Regions from separate parts of the Homo sapiens genome. Here region 1 is linked to region 2. Evidence: chromatin contacts called from ENCODE Hi-C or POLR2A ChIA-PET data. All regions are on one chromosome and are shown on one strand. Each heading gives the region's core, a stretch centred on a gene start or an enhancer-like site at or near the end of the contact. The rest is flanking DNA. Distances are from core to core; before and after follow the strand shown.

Region 1 (7,553 bases), core at 567-3,066, 66 kb after region 2:
GCAACATAGGGAGACCTGGTCTCTACAAAAATGTTTTTAAAAATTAGCTGGGTTTGGAGCGGGCGCGATAGCTCACGCCTGTAATCCCAGCACTTTGGGAGGCTGAGGTGGGTGGATCACGAGGTCAGGAGATCGAGACCATCCTGGCTAACACGGTGAAACCCCGTCTCTACTAAAAATACAAAAAATTAGCTGGGCATGGTGGCGGGCACCTGTAGTCCCAGCTACTCAGGAGGCTGAGGCAGGAGAATGGCATGAACCCGGGAGGCAGAGCTTGCAGTGAGCCAAGATCGCACCACTGCACTCCAGCCTGGGTGACAGAGCAAGACTCTGTTTCCAAAAAAAAAAAAAAAAAAGAGCTGGGTTTGGTGGTGGACATCTGTGATACCAGCTACTCTGGAGGCTCAGGTGGGGGGATTGCTTGAGCCCAGGAGTTAGAGACTGCAGTAAGCTGTGATCAGGCCACTTATTCCAGTCTGGACGTCGGAGGAAGACCCTGTCTCTAAAAATAAAAAATACAGTAACTTTGAAGTTTACAGCTGTGCACACATGTATAGCTGGACACATTTATTCCTGTTTCAGGTTTCCTTAACCAAGAAGGAAAACTACCAGGCTAGCTTTATCAGTTGTGATACTTAACACTTGAAAGACGCAGATATCTCATATCTGTGTCCTATTACTGCAGTTGAAAAGTTACAACTTCACAAGCACAAAATGATTTCATGAACACTTTACTTCTTTTTTCACGTAATGTATTTTCCCTGTTCTGAATGCAACACCTCTTTTAAGTAGTGCTCCTTGGCACTTTTGAGAAATTGCTCATCTATCAGGAATGACCAGGGTAAGTGAGAAATTCTTAAACTTGGTCATCTTGATATAAGGGAATTAATAGCTGCGAGTTTGGCATCATAAAACATTGATGATGGCAAGCTTGGAAAGGCCTGTGCTGGCTCGTTTAATTGTAACAGGAAACCCAGGCACACTCACCACACACTAGAACGAGGTTAGCCACAGAGGCAGGTATATGTGACCAGCTGTGAACTTGGAGACCAGAGAATGCACAGATAATCCAATCGCTAAAGTTTTTGTTGTTTTTTTAACCACTATCATTTCTTTTCAGAATTGCTAATAATTAGCAAAATGGACCAATGTAAGTTCCATTTCCATAAATAAAAGTATGATTAGGGCAACAGCTTCTTATTAAGGGCAGAAGAAAAGAGCTCCTGCTTGCCATGTGTCACCCTCTGCTCGGAGTTCCATATTCTCACCTGACTTGGTTTTTCATGGCAGCATGCAGTGCTAGTAAGTAGATGATTTCATAGACGAGATGAGCTGAGCTGGCACAGGCACATAACGTGCCCAGACATTTTGAAGCTGGGATTGGGATCCTGGCCTGACTGCAGAGCAAAATACACCATTTGGTGCATCCTGGCACCGGCCCACATGTGTGGCTCTGCAGAGAGGCAGCGGGCTTTTCTCATCTCTGCCCCCGTCCGCCGCTTCTCATTCCACCCCCACACTCCCTGGAAGAACAGGACCCAGAGTAACCCTGCATGTGCTCGGGCTCCTAGAGTGGGGCTGAGCAGCTTTCTGTCCCACTGAGCCTCCCTTTCCAGGTTGGGGCAGGCAAGTGGATTCGACAGGCTGCCAGAAGACTGCAAGGTCATTGGGAGTTTTAATCTGTGACTGTGTCATGAAGGACATTTGTACTCGAATTCATGGAGTGCCACTCCTGATGGGAGAGGAGGCCCATGACAGTGACAGTCATGCTAGTGATCGCGGACACCACACCATGCTGCCTTTGCCAGCTGGCTCCTTCAGCGAGTCCTCGCACCAAGCCTGGGAGGTAGAGGTGAGGGCAGCGAGCAGCGCAGGAGTCCGCAGCCCGCGCGGGCTGACCTGCCCAGAAGCCTGTTCCCAGTCCCTGCCGTTCCCAGTCACTGCCTCAGGGTGGCCGAGGAGGACGAGCTCTTGGTGTCTCGGCTCCACTGACTGCTTTTCTTTCTCCTTCAGATGCTGATCGCGTGGACAGCACCACATTATTGGGTAAAGCAGATCTTTCTTCTTGCCAGCCTGTTTTTTGCCTACACATTCCATTGTCTTCTGTCACTAACTGTAAAATCATAAACGTTTGTTTTTCACCTTAAATAATTAGCTTGTATTAAAACAGCCCCACTGAAGATGATAAATAGCCATGCCTTAGCATGGTCCCTGCCACACCAAGAGACTAAAAGCCATCCCTTTGACGAGGAAGCACAGCCGAATCACACGTGAGCCAGCTGGCACCTGAGAATAATTTCTTGCCCTAGAACCAAGAGTGACGGGACTTGGAACAGGTTCTATTTGTGTGATACCATGTGGTGCCAGATGCAGTGCCTTAGAATGACCCAGCTCTTCCGAAATGTTCGTTGCACGGGTCTGAGCTTGCACACAGAAGCTTCCTATTTAATACTTGTTTTGAAATGTGAACGCTCTTCTTGCTGGGCTCAATTCTGCCTGTTTATAAATTTAATGAGACTCGGTGGCCATGAGCGTCCTCCTGTGTGTGCGCTGGGCACCAGGTGCCTCCCCTTGCCGAATCATTTGGGTAAAAGGGACTCTGGTGAGTGGCGCGGAGGCCTCTGTGCGCAGCCCTGTTTTCCCTGGCTGTTTGGCCCAGCGCGTTCACAGATGGGAAAACGCGCATCGATGTGGGAGCTGCTCGCCTCACATCCATGTTAGTGGTGCAGGAAGTATGAAACCGCCGCAGTCGGCTCCCCGTTGCCACCTATTCCCATGCGAAAGGACATCTTCATTACACTTGCTTTCTCACTGAAATGCGACTCCTGGAAGCATGGCTCTCTTTGGAGAGAAGCCGTAGCGTGGTTGATGTCATCTCTAGTGGATGGCAGGGTCTGCTTGGCCAGTGCTTCAGTAAGGTCACATTATGAACTGTGCCTTGGCGAGTGGATTCTGAATAAACAAGCTTCTTAATAAATTCTTCTCTTTTAGGTAATGCATGCCAGGACTGTGCAAAGAGGAAGTTAGAAGAGAATGGAATTGAAGTTTCAAAAAAACGCACACAATCAGATACTGGTATTGTGTCTGTTCTTTTTGTGGGGAGCTGCCTCGGGTCTCTCTTGTTGGCAGGCATCTTCAGGGACCGTGCTGCGCTTTAATGCCCCGCGCCCTATGGTGGGAGGACGGTGCATACGTTCTGTCAGGGCCAGAGAGCACAGGAGGCTTACTTAGCAGAGACCCTGACCTCTCACCCCAACCCGATTCCAACTGCCCAGAGCTACTGGTACCTCTTTAGAAAAATGTTACGGAGAAAACATACACTAAGAAGGTGCAGCGGGCAGAAGGTGCTCTCTCCAAAAAGAAAAGTTAAAAAGATGAATAAAAAGTGCACAAGTTACATAAGGTCAGCTCCGCATTTTTGCGAAGTGAACGCTCCCATCTAATCACACGCAGTTGAGGAAGCAGCATTGCCAGGACACCCCTTGTCACTGTCCAGCCTCCTCCAGCCCCCAAGGGTGACCACTAGCCTGATGCATGTCACCTGAGTCTCTGGAGAAAAGCACTTTAACTCATTTGAGCTTTGTTGCCTCTGTTACAGACTAAGATTTATTTAAGTGATTGAACTATTTATCTAAACAGTGTATTTGAATAGGCCTCTCTGTTGACGCTATGAAGGGCGATCTCGCTTGTTCGTGCCGGTCCCTCCCTCTCCTCCCCTCCTCCTCCTCCCAGGTTTGCGTAGTGCTGTGTGTTATTTCTCATTCTTTAAATAACATACTTAAGCCAGACTTCCCCACACGAAGCCTGGGCTGGATGGGCCCCCACATGCGTATCCCACCCCCTAGCCCGCTGGCTTCCCCGTTTTGTCGGTCTCCGTGGTGACAGGACAGAAAGGAAACGAGACCCCCAGTCTGTCTGTAGGTTGATTGTAAAAGTTGGCAAACAAAAGCATTTCCGTGATGAAAACAGCGTCAGTGTTCTTTCCTGCTTAGCCAGCATGTGTGTTGTGTCTGTGGGCCCAGTGCCACGCCGCCTGTGCCAGCTGCGGATGTGTCCTCAATGTCAGGGTCAAATGTGGCTTGTTCTTATATTCCATTCTCCCATTTTTTATTGTTTAATATTGGGGCTTGAAGACATTTGTGTTACTTCTTACTTTTTGAGGAGTTTTTAGGTTCTTCTTTCCCCTTTGTGTTCCAAAAACTAACGTTTCCCAATATTCTTAAATGTATGCACTCCCTCAGCTTTCAGAACTGAATAAGAAATTTTTTTTTAAAAAAAGTATGCATTCTCTTCATCCTGCCACCCCACATCTCCCAGGACACCTTCTCCTGGTCGGCTCCGCTGGGGACTGCTACCTCCTGAGCTCCCCTCCTTCTCTCTGAGATGGAGGCCTAGGTCTCCCTTGCTCTGGCCCCCCATCCATCCTGCTAGTACCTCCTGAGGCCGCTTCTGCAGACCCCAGTGTGGGGTCGCCTCCTGAGGGCCATGTGTCTGCAGGTGTCTGTGCCATCCTCATGCTCGCGGGAGTTTTGGCATGGGATTCTCCGTTGTGATTCCCCCGGACTCCACTGTCTGAAGACCAGGTTTCCTATGAAGAGGGTCTGATGGGAACCTGTTCCCAGTGATTTGAAGGTACCCGTTGCTTTTTTTCCTGGGAGTTTTTAGGATCCTCTTTTCCCTTGATTAGAAATTCAATGAGGATGTATTTAGGTGGAAAACTTTTTTACCTGCCTTACTCACATGTTCTTTTTCCTCTTCCATTTCTCCAGTTCTGGAATGGTCTGTGATTCTCTTTATTTCTTCTTTCCATCTTCTCTGTTCTCCCTTTCTGGAAGTCATACTAGTTGGGATTGCCTGGATTGATTTCCACCGTCTTTTAAGTTTTCTCTGATGTCTTTTTTTTTATTTTTTGAGACAGAGTCTTGCTCTGTTGCCCAGGCTGGAGTGCAGTGGCGCGATCTCGGCTCACCACAACCTCCGCTTCTTGGATTCAAGCTGTTTTCCTGCCTCAGCCTCCTGAGCAGCTGGGACTACAGTCGCACACCACCATGCCCGACTAATTTTGTACTTTTAGTAGAGATGGGGTTTCACTATGTTGGCCAGGCTGGTCTCAAACTCCTGACCTTGTGATCCACCCACTTTGGCTTCCCAAACTGCTGGGATTATAGGCGTGAGCCACTGCGCCCGGCCAAGCTCTTGTTTTCTTAGTTACCTTTTCTCAGAGCATCTGCTGTTGTAAGTCTGCGAGAACTCTGGAGACAGAAGTCAACCTGGTTATCTGACTCTACTACATTCCTGAAAACATTGAGAGAGGATTTTCATATAATAGGAGTTTATATTTAGTACTTTATATAAGTAAGCCAAAGTAAAACACTCTTAAATACCTATATAGCAGTCCACCCAAAATTTCTGAGAGCTACGAAGCATCCAGCTTATCAGTTACCTCTTCATTTAACATTTAAATCCTTCAGTGGGTATGCTGGAGCAGTATCATGTCCCTGCACGTTCCTTCAACACCACAGGGACCATGTGCAATAGTCCATGTTATAAAGATTCTTAGTGAGTGCAAATTTAGTCAAGTAAAATAAGGCAGTTCTAAAAGGGCCACCTGCAGAGTGAATTATAGCACAAGCGAGGGCTGGTGGCAGGGGGTGGGGGCGCCCTAGCGTCCTGCCGTCCAGGGGCAGGGAAGATGAGAGTGAGCTGATGTGGCAGTCCTTGTGGGAGAGCTGTGAGGGGCAGCTGTCACAGACTCGACATCCTCTCATTTAGTTTTATACAACTTTGGCTGGGCTTAGTGGTTCACGCCTATATTACCAGCACTTTGGGAGGCTGAGGCAGGTGAATCACCTGAGGCCAGGTCAGCCTGGCCAACATGGCGAAACCCCGTCTCTACTAAAAATACAAAAATTAACTGGGTGTGGTGGCGGGCGCCTACTGTAGTCCCAGCTACTCAGGAGGCTGAGGCAGGAGAATTGCTTGAACCCAGGAGGCGGAGGTTGCAGTGAGCCGAGATCACACCATTGTACTCCAGCCTGGGCGACAGAGCAAGACTCCGTTTCAAAAAAGATAAAATAATAATAATAGTTTTATACAACTTCAAATGCACTTGGGGGCACACATGTTTTAGAGAATTCGATTTTGATATTGTTTTGGATCAAACTGTTTGAAATCTTTTTGCAAATATTTGGATTGTGAGTTCAGCTAGTAGAACCATCATATAAGTAAAAACAAAACACAAAACTGGTGTTCTGTGAACTGTTTCCTCCGGGGTAGGTGGTTCTTTTCCACTACTTTCTTTCACGTTCATTGTTTTGTTTTCTGCATATCTGGGCTCCTCCAGTGCCTGCTGACAAGAACGAAGGCCCGGGCGATTATTCTCAATAGATTGGCTTTCTTCTGCTGTTGCTGCTGTTGTGTGTACATAGATTTTGTCCCCCCGTGGCCTACCTCTGACTGGTGTGCACATCGCGGGTAGGGCCTACTGCCTGGTAGACCTTGCTGTGGAGCATTGGGCAGGGGTTTTCTTCAATACCTGTGAGATCTGTGCTCCTAGACGCCATCACCTGCACCTGCAGCCCCGGCTCTCCCCACCCAGTCATGTCTCCTTAGGGCGAAGCTCCTGGCCTCTGTTGTACAGAAAGCCCTGGCCTGTCCTGCATGTGGGTGAGAGAAGCCAAGCCTGGGGATCCCAGAGGAATCGACAGGCTTATTCTTCTCCATACCTCCAACAGGCTCTCACTGTATGTTTGTTGAAATTGCCCCATCCTCAGTCCACTAAGAAATAAAAGAGCATCCATGTTCATGGATTGAGATTCCCACAGATCGTTGCAAATGTAATGTCATCATTTGCTTGATCCCCTGATAGTACTGATAATTACACAAGGTCATTTCCAGACAGTGGCTACTGTTTCCATTGTGGAGGGGTTTTCAAAGTCTTCCGTACATAAGAACAATTGTAAAGCAGTTTCTGAAATAGAAATCTATTGCAAATAACTTCTTTTAGCTGGACTTTAACCCTTGGGCATTTCATTCTTTTATTTAAACAGATGATGCTGGAGGGTCTTGAAATCTTTACAGTAAAACCTGCAACTTGAAAACTAGCCTTCTGTAACCACAGTGCCCAAACGAAGAGGAATGTATGGAGAACTCCACGTGGATCTCTGATTGCGAAACCGTCACATACACCAAGAGAGCCACATGGGCATGTGGCCCTCAAGGCTGGGTGAGAGGGCTCCCCTGTGTGTTGAACTATGCAGGAGGGTGACGCGGACACATTTCAGGTGGACTTTGCAAGGACTGATGGATAGCTACCTCAGGGACCAGAATCCGTGGGAAGGGATGGACCTGGTGTTCCCGTTCCCATCTGACAGGCTCTCTTTTGTCAAGGTGGTATTTTTCGTAATAAAAGGGGAAGAGTAAAGACTGTCCAAGCAACAGTAGCTGCCAAAGAGAAAATACGAAATAGACACTTTTTTTTTTTGAGTCAGAGTCTCACTCTGTCACCCAGGACAGAGTGCAGTGGTACGATCTCAAGCTCACTGCAGCCACCA
Region 2 (7,604 bases), core at 4,246-6,745:
TCCCCCTACAGTCCACCTCGACACAGCAGCCCAGGCCACGTTTCCAAAGCCAAAGTCAGATCATGCCATTCCTGTTCTCATCTCACACAGAATAAAACCTCAATTCTTGTCTCCGCCTGCAAGTCCCTGTACAATCCGGCGCCTGCTGATCTCATCAAGCTCTCCTGGAACCAAATCACCAGAGCAACACCATGGCAGGGGCCTCCCTCTCAGAGGAGGAGGCATTGACAGGAGATGATCTCAGGGCAGACAGTTCTAGACCAGGACAGAGCTGGAGCTGAGGCCTGAGGCAGCAGGTGCCTAGCCAGGGGCCAGCAAGGAGGTCTGAGTGCTGGAGGTCAATGTTAGAAAATAGTCGGGGCCCAGACCAGGCAGCCCATGAATGGGTTTTTCTTTGGTTCACACAGTATATTACAAAACGGACCCACACATATGTAGTTAACTGAATTTGTTTGTTTGTTTGTTTTTGAGAGAGTCTCTTGCTCTCTTGCCGAGGCTGGAGTCCAATGGTGCAATCTCGGCTCACTGCAACCTCTTGGGTTCAAGTGATTCCCCTGCCTCAGCCTCCCGAGTAGCTGGGACTACAGGCACACACCATACCTGGCTCATTTTTGTAATTTTAGTAGAGACAGGGTTTCACCATGTTGGCCAAGCTGGTCTTGAACTCCTGACCTCAAGTGATCCACCTGCCTTGGCCTCCCAAAGTGCTGGGATTACAGGCGTGAGCCACAGTGCCTGACCAAATTAACTGATTTTTGACCAAAGTGATGAAGCAACTCGGTGGGGAAAGGAAAGTGTTTCCACAAAAAGTGTTGGATCAACTGGACGTCCATATATATATAAAAAAATGAACTTCCACACTTACTTCATACTACATACTAAAATTAATTTGGGGCTGGGTGCAGTGGCTCACACCTGTAATCCCAACACTTTGGGAGGCTGAGGTGGGTGGATCACAAGGTCAGGAGTTTGAGACTAGCCTAACCAACATGGTGAAACCCCATCTCTACTAAACATACAAAAATTAGCCGGGTGTGGTGGCACTCACCTGTAATCCCAGCTACTCAGGAGGCTGAGGCAGGAGAATGGCTTGAACCCAGGAGGTAGAGCTTGCAGTGAGCCAAGATCACACCACTACACTCCAGACTGGGTGACAGAGCGAGACTCCATCTCAAAATAAATAAATAAATAAATAAATTTGGGGGAGTCTATAAAATGGACCACAGACCTAAATGGAAGAGTTAAAACTGTGAAACTTTTACAGGAAAACAGCAGAAAATCTTAGTAACCTTGAGTTAGACAGAGGCTTCTGAAATAGCACACAAAAAGCACAAATTATAAAAGGGATAATTGATAAATTGGACTTTATCCAAATTAAAATTTTTTGGTTTTTGCAAAGCATACATCCAACAAAGGACTTGTATCTCGAACACTTTCTCAGCTTTTTTCCATTCCCTTCCTCATCCAAGGAATATTTTTAGACAATCCTTCCTAATCACCCCCATGGAAATTTAATACACAGGTACCCGTTTATGTATTGTGCGTTTATTGTGCTTTGTACATAAAGAGCACAATTTTTTCATTTCACGAGAACCAATTTTTTCCCATTGGGGGCAATTTTGCCTTCATTGAAAATGCATGATCAGGCCAGACACAGTGGTACACGCCTGTTGTAATCCCAGCGCTTTCAGAGGCAGAGGCAGGCAAATCACTTGAGCTCAGGAGTTTGAGACCAATCTGGACAATATGGTGAAACTCTGTTATCTACAAAAAAGTAAAAAAACTAGCCGGGTGTGGTGGTGCATGCCTGTGGTCCCAGCTACCCAGAAGGCTGTGGTGGGAAGTTCACCCGAGCCCTGGAGGTCGAGGCTGCAATGAGCCACTGCACTCCAGCCCGGGCAACAGAATGAGACCTTGTCAAAAAAAAAAAGAAGAAGAAGAAGAAAATACATGATCTAGAATATTAAAAAAACTCTTATAGTAAACAATAACAACCCATTCTTTTTTTATTTTTAATGGGCAAAAAATTTGAATAAACTTTTCACCAAATAAGATATACAGATGACGAAAATGAAAAGAAGTTCAAAACCATGAGTTCTGGGCGGGCACAGTGGCTCACACCTGTAAGCCCAGCACTTTGGGAGGCCGATGCGGGAGGATCACAAGGTCAGGAGTTTGAGACCAGCCCATCCAACATGGTGAAACCCTGTCTCTACTAAAAATACAAAAATTGGCTGGGCGAAGTGGTTCACGCCTGTAATCCCAGAACTTTGGAAGGCCGAGGCAGGTGGATCACGAGGTCAGGAGTTCGAGACCAGCCTGGCCAAGATGGTGAAACCCTGTCTCTACTAAAAATACAAAAATTAGCTGTGCGCAGTGGCAGGTGCCTGTAATCCCAGCTACTTGGGAGGCTGAGGCAGGAGAATCACTTGAACTCATAAGGCAGAGGTTGCAGTGAGCTGAGATCACGCCACTGCGCTCTAACCTGGGTAACAGAGTGAGACTCCATCTCAAAATAATAATAATAATAATACAGAAATTAGCCTGGTGTAATGCTGCATGCCTATAATCCCAGCTACTCGGGAGGCTGAGGCAGGAGAATCACTTGAACCTAGGAGGCGGAGGTTGCAATGAGCCAAGATTGCGCCATTGCACTCCAGCCAGGGCAACAAGAACAAAACTCTGTCTCAAAAAAAAAAAAAAAAAAAAAAAAAAGATTCCCTAGGGAATGAGATGTTACAGTGAGACACCACTATACATATACCAGAATGGCCAAAATGAAGAAGACTGAACACACTAAGTGTTGGTGAGGATGTGGAGGAACTGGAATTCTCACGCACTGCTGGTGGGAATGTAAATGGATATCCACTGAAAGACAATTTGACAGTTTCTTAAAAAGTTGAACACATGCCTGCCACATGGCCCAGCCATTGTACTCTTAGGTATTTATCCAACTGAAATGAGAGCACATGTCCACATGGAGACTTGAACAGGAAGGTTCATAGCAGCTTTAGAGCTAAAATTTTAAAAGCGCCCATTAACAGGTGAACGGATCAGCTAACTGCATATCCAGTTGCATATCCTACAATTGGATACTACTCGGCAATAAAAAGGAATGAACTATTAATGGCATCTAAGAAAATGGATGAACCCCAAAATAGTTATGCTGAGTGAAAGAAGCCAGACCAAAAAAGAACACATGTTATGATTCCACTTACATGAAATTCTGAAAATCTCAGTCTCATCTATAGTGACAGAAGCAGACCAGTGGTTGCTTGGGGGTGGGATGGGGGTGGGGTGGAGGAGAGGGGAGGGGGGATGAAGAGGGAATGGATTACAAAGGGACAAGGACATACTTTTTCTTTTTCTTTTCTTTTCTTTTTTTTTTTTTTTGAGACGGAGTCTCACTCTGTCACACAGGCTGGAGTGCAGTGGTGCGATCTCGGCTCACTGCAACCTCTGCGTCCGGCGTTCAAGCGATTTTCCTGCCTCAGTCTCCGAAGTAGCTGGGATTACAGGCACCTGCCACCACACCAGCTAATTTTTGTATTTTTAGTAGAGACGGGTTTTCGCCATGTTTGGTCAGGCCGGTTTCAAACTCCTGACCTCAGGTGATCCATCTGCCTCAGCCTCCCAAAGTGCTGGGATTACAGGCGTGAGCCACCGGGCCCCGCCAGGGGCACACTTTTGGGAGTGACGGAAATGGTCATTATCTTACTGTGGTGATGGAGTCACAGAATATACATCTATATTCAAAACTCATCAAATTGTATACTTCAAATATGTGTGATTTATTTTATTTTATTATTTTATTTTGAGACAGGGTCTTGCTTTGCCACCCAGGCTGGAGTTCAGGGGCACTATCATAGCTCACTGTAGCCTTGAACTCCTGGGCTCAAGCAATCTTCCTGCCTCAGCCTCCCGAGTAGCTGGGATTACAGGCACGCGCCACCACACCCAGCTAATCTTTTATTTTTGTGGAGATGAGGTCTCACTATGTTGCCCAGGCTGGTCTTGAACTCCTGGGCTCAAATGATCCTCCCGCCCATGTCCACGCATGGTCCTTCCCTCTGCCGCACACAGAGGAAGGACCTGGGGCAAGAGGATCTGTGGGAGCTGAGTGGGGGAGCCTAGGAGAGAGGGGGTCCGAAAGAGGGGGTGGAAGGGAGAGGATGCATGCCCCGCCACTGCTGGGCTTCCTGTCCCCCTCTCCCTCCCCGCCAGCCTGCAGCCTTCCAACCGCTGCCCCTGCCCCTCCGCTCAGACCTTCCCCGAGCTCCAAAACCGTCCTGGGCTGCCAGGCCCCGCCCCGTCGCCCCCCATCCTCCACCCCCTGCCCCTTGCTGACCTCATCACCCAGCCCTCTCCCCTCCCTCCTCCTGACAGCCGCCGGTGAGGTTCCCTCTGCCTGGAAGATCTTCCCAGTCTCCCCAACCTCCCTCTGTCCCCTCCTCCAGGTCCCCGCACAGTCCCTTCTGGTGAGGCCACCGACGCAAGCCCCGCCTCCACCCGCTCACCCCTCACTCGCCCCCATCCCCGTCACCCGCCCCACTCCCCTCACCCGCTTCCCTCACCCCTCACCCTCCCCTATCTCCCTGGCCCGCCCCCACCCCCCTCACCTCTCACCCGCCCCCACCCCCGTCACTCCTCACCCGCCCCCATCCCCCTCGCCCGCCCCCATTCCTCCCGCCCCTCGCCCGCCCCATCTCCTGCCCTCGTCTCTCCCAGCACAGGAGAGCGCCGTGGGTTTGCTGACCGCGTCCCTGCTGAAAGGCGACTCCGGGAGCACAGGCTTCTGCCCTCTCCTGATGTCCCTAGCAGCGCCGGGCACGCAGCAGTGCTCGCTGGGTTTTTGTTGCACCTTTGAGAGGAAAAGGAGCTCGGTGTCCCCTGCAGCCCCTGGAAGTGAGGCGAAGAAGGCCAGGATGGAGTTGGGTGGGCACCCGCCTGTGGTCGTACCCGGATCGTGGAGGCCGCGGGCCCTGAACCCTAGACACTGGGCGGGACCCTCCCTCCATTATAAAAAAAAGTAATAAAGCAAAAGCATCTCGCGACTGCGCTGCCATAATGGCAAATGTGTCGAAATTATACGCGAAAACAATTGCTTCCCCCTGAGAGGGCATTCTTCTGATGCTAATAGAAATTGGGGGAGTCAGCCTTGCTGTGGGCGCGGCACCGCCCCCTCCCCGGCCGAACCGCCCGCGTTGCGCCGCCAGGGGGCGCCCGACACCAACGCGAGGCTCCACGCGCCAGCGGGGCGGGGCTGAGAGGAGGTGGGGGCGGAGCCTGGGTAGGCGGAGGCGGAGGCGGGGGCGGGGGCGGGGGCGGGGGCGGGGGCGGGGGCAGGCCCCGGGCGGCGAAGCCGCGCTCCACAGCCAGGACCCTGCTCTCCCGGCCCCGGCCCACCCTTGCGGTCCCGGCTGCACCCAAACCCGACCCCCTGCACTTCTCACCTCCCGGCGTAGTGCATACTGTTCCTTCCACCGGGAACACGCGGAATACCTTCCCCGTTCAAGATCTAGTCGAGGCACCACCGCCTCCAGCAAGCCTTCCCGAGCCTCAGGCTGAACCAGGCACCTCCCTTGGGCTCCTACAGGTCCCCTGGCCACACTGTCACTCTGTATTCTTCTCCTGGGACAGTGGACAGTGAGTCCCCCGGCCGGGATGGGGCTGGGTCACCCACGATCCTAGCACGTGGTGAGTGGGTTTCAGGTGAATAAATCTGGGAGCCGGGAGCCCCAGGCAGCTTACTCAGATGATCGATGGTGGAAGTCCTGTCCCTCCACCCACCTTTGCTTAGAGCCTGGGACCACAGACGCTCAGTAAGTAACTGGGCTCCCTGGCTCCTGCCCCAGCCTGTCAGCCCCCATCTATAACTTCTGAGGGCTGAATCTTCCTCCTGCAGAACCTCGGGCTCTGAAGGTGATCCTTAGTAGGCCAGCTTGCAGCCCAGCCTTTGCATCTAACACCCTCCCCGCTTTTCACAGTCTCTCCCTGTTCCCTTGTTCAGTTGGGGTGGGGGATCGTTTGTGAGACTTGTCTTCATATTGTGAGCAATAATAAAGTACTTAAAGATATTTGAAAACTATTTTCTTACGAATAATAGAGAAGATTCCAGTTATCCCTGTAGTAATCTCTCACTCATTTGCAACCTTGCAGACTTAGTGGTTTCAGAAAGTCTTGCAAATACTCAGCCTTTCATTCCCCGGGGTCCCGTGCTGGCATCAGGCTCACACATGCACCAGGTGACTGGTTCAGGCACAGAGGGAAGCGGACTGCCTGGGTTTAAATTCCAGCTCCACGCTCCATGGATGTGTGACCTTAGGTAAACTACTCAGCCTCTCTGTGCCTCAATTTCTTCATGTGTAAAGTGTGATGGTGATGTCAGAGCCACCCCTGGGATTCTCAGGACGATTCGGGAAACTGCCTGTGGTGCACTCAGGAGGGAGTGGACCACAGAGGAAGTGCTCAGTAGGGGTTAGTAGTGAGCAGTGCTATTAGGCCTTCAGGGTCACTGTCATGTGCTCAAGGAAGCGGGAGAGAAAGGAGCGAAGCTTGCCTGGCCCCAGGACAGCACTGCGTGAAGTCCCTGAGACCCTCTTTTCTCACACTCCTCTCATGTAACCCTGAGGTGGGGATGCACCTGTGTTTGTCCTCCCCCCCATCCTCCTGACCCGGAACTCCTGGAGGGAGGAGAGGGCTGAATTGTTGGGGGCAAGGGAGAACATGGCTGCCCTCCTCTCCTGGGTGAGAACTCTTCATTCTGGGGTGGGAGTCAAGGTCCTGACTTGAGGAAGCAGGAGCTCCGCGTGTCGGCTGAGTGAATGAGTGAATGAATGAATGAATGAATGAATGAATGCATATGCCAGAGGCAGTGTCACACAGTGGCTAAGGATGGGGGCATCGGCTTCCAATAGCCTCAGATTCAAATTCTGGCTCACCTGCCTGCCAGTCATGGGGACCCTACTACCTGACTGCTCTGAGCCCCGGCATCCTCCTCTGCACTGCCCACTCCGTGCCCAACCTCTGGATGTTTGTGTCTGCCTTAAATCTGTCCACTGAAGCCCCAAGCACCTGTATTTGGAGATAGAACCTATAAGGAGGTAGTTAAGGTTCAATGAGGTCACGAGGGGGGGGGCATAATGAGGGGATTAGTGCCTTCATTAGGGAGAGCTTGCGCTCTCACTCTCTCTCTTTTTTTTTTTTTTTTTTGAGACAGAGTCTGACTGTGTCACCCAGACTGGACTGCAGTGGTGCAATCTCAGCTCACCACAACCTCTGCTTCCTGGGTTCAAGCAATTCTCCTGCCTCAGCCTCCCAAGTAGCTGGGATTACAGGTGTGTGCCACCATGCCCAGCTAATTTTTTTTGAATTTTTAGTAGAGAAGGGGTCTTACTATGTTGCCCAGGCTGGTCTTGAACTACTGAGCTTAAGTAATCCTCCCACCTCAACCTCCCAAAGTGCTGGGATTACAGGCATGAGCCACCAAACCCAGCCAAAAACTGAATTTTGAAATTTAATTTTAATTAATGTTAAACAGGCATGTGTGTCTAGCGGCTATAGTGTGAGACAGTGCAGTTCTAGAGAAAGGAGAGGCTTGGCCA

The links. Hi-C counts contacts between places; a loop is a spot of excess contacts on that map. ChIA-PET counts read pairs that join two places held with the same protein, here RNA polymerase II (POLR2A). Pooled maps may share reads with other maps.
Region 1: a map of astrocyte of the cerebellum shows a loop between it and region 2 (8-fold over the local background). The contact joins two enhancer-like sites. A Hi-C loop is called at or near these places in 15 of 168 maps with a recorded cell type or tissue (CD8-positive, alpha-beta T cell, Right ventricle myocardium superior, ascending aorta and 10 more) and 18 of 50 pooled maps. POLR2A ChIA-PET finds 5 or more read pairs at or near these places in 3 of 52 experiments (IMR-90, activated T-cell and naive thymus-derived CD4-positive, alpha-beta T cell).

Annotation. Positions count from the first base shown.
Region 1 is chr22:45,333,337-45,340,889 of GRCh38, forward strand. It overlaps FAM118A (family with sequence similarity 118 member A), which reads left to right. Exons shown (of 9, transcript NM_017911.4): 7 at 2,014-2,046; 8 at 2,992-3,075; 9 at 7,050-7,553. The coding sequence ends at 7,069. Among named protein-coding and RNA genes, the nearest start is that of FAM118A, 27 kb to the left of the region's middle. Within about 2 kb of position 1,817, at least 13 of the 41 ENCODE cell types and tissues checked have a DNase peak (open chromatin) inside an H3K27ac peak, as active enhancers do.
Region 2 is chr22:45,263,962-45,271,565 of GRCh38, forward strand. No RefSeq gene overlaps it. Among named protein-coding and RNA genes, the nearest start is that of UPK3A, 17 kb to the right of the region's middle. RefSeq lists enhancers at 1-284, 5,533-6,184 and a silencer at 5,113-5,342. Within about 2 kb of position 5,496, at least 9 of the 41 ENCODE cell types and tissues checked have a DNase peak (open chromatin) inside an H3K27ac peak, as active enhancers do.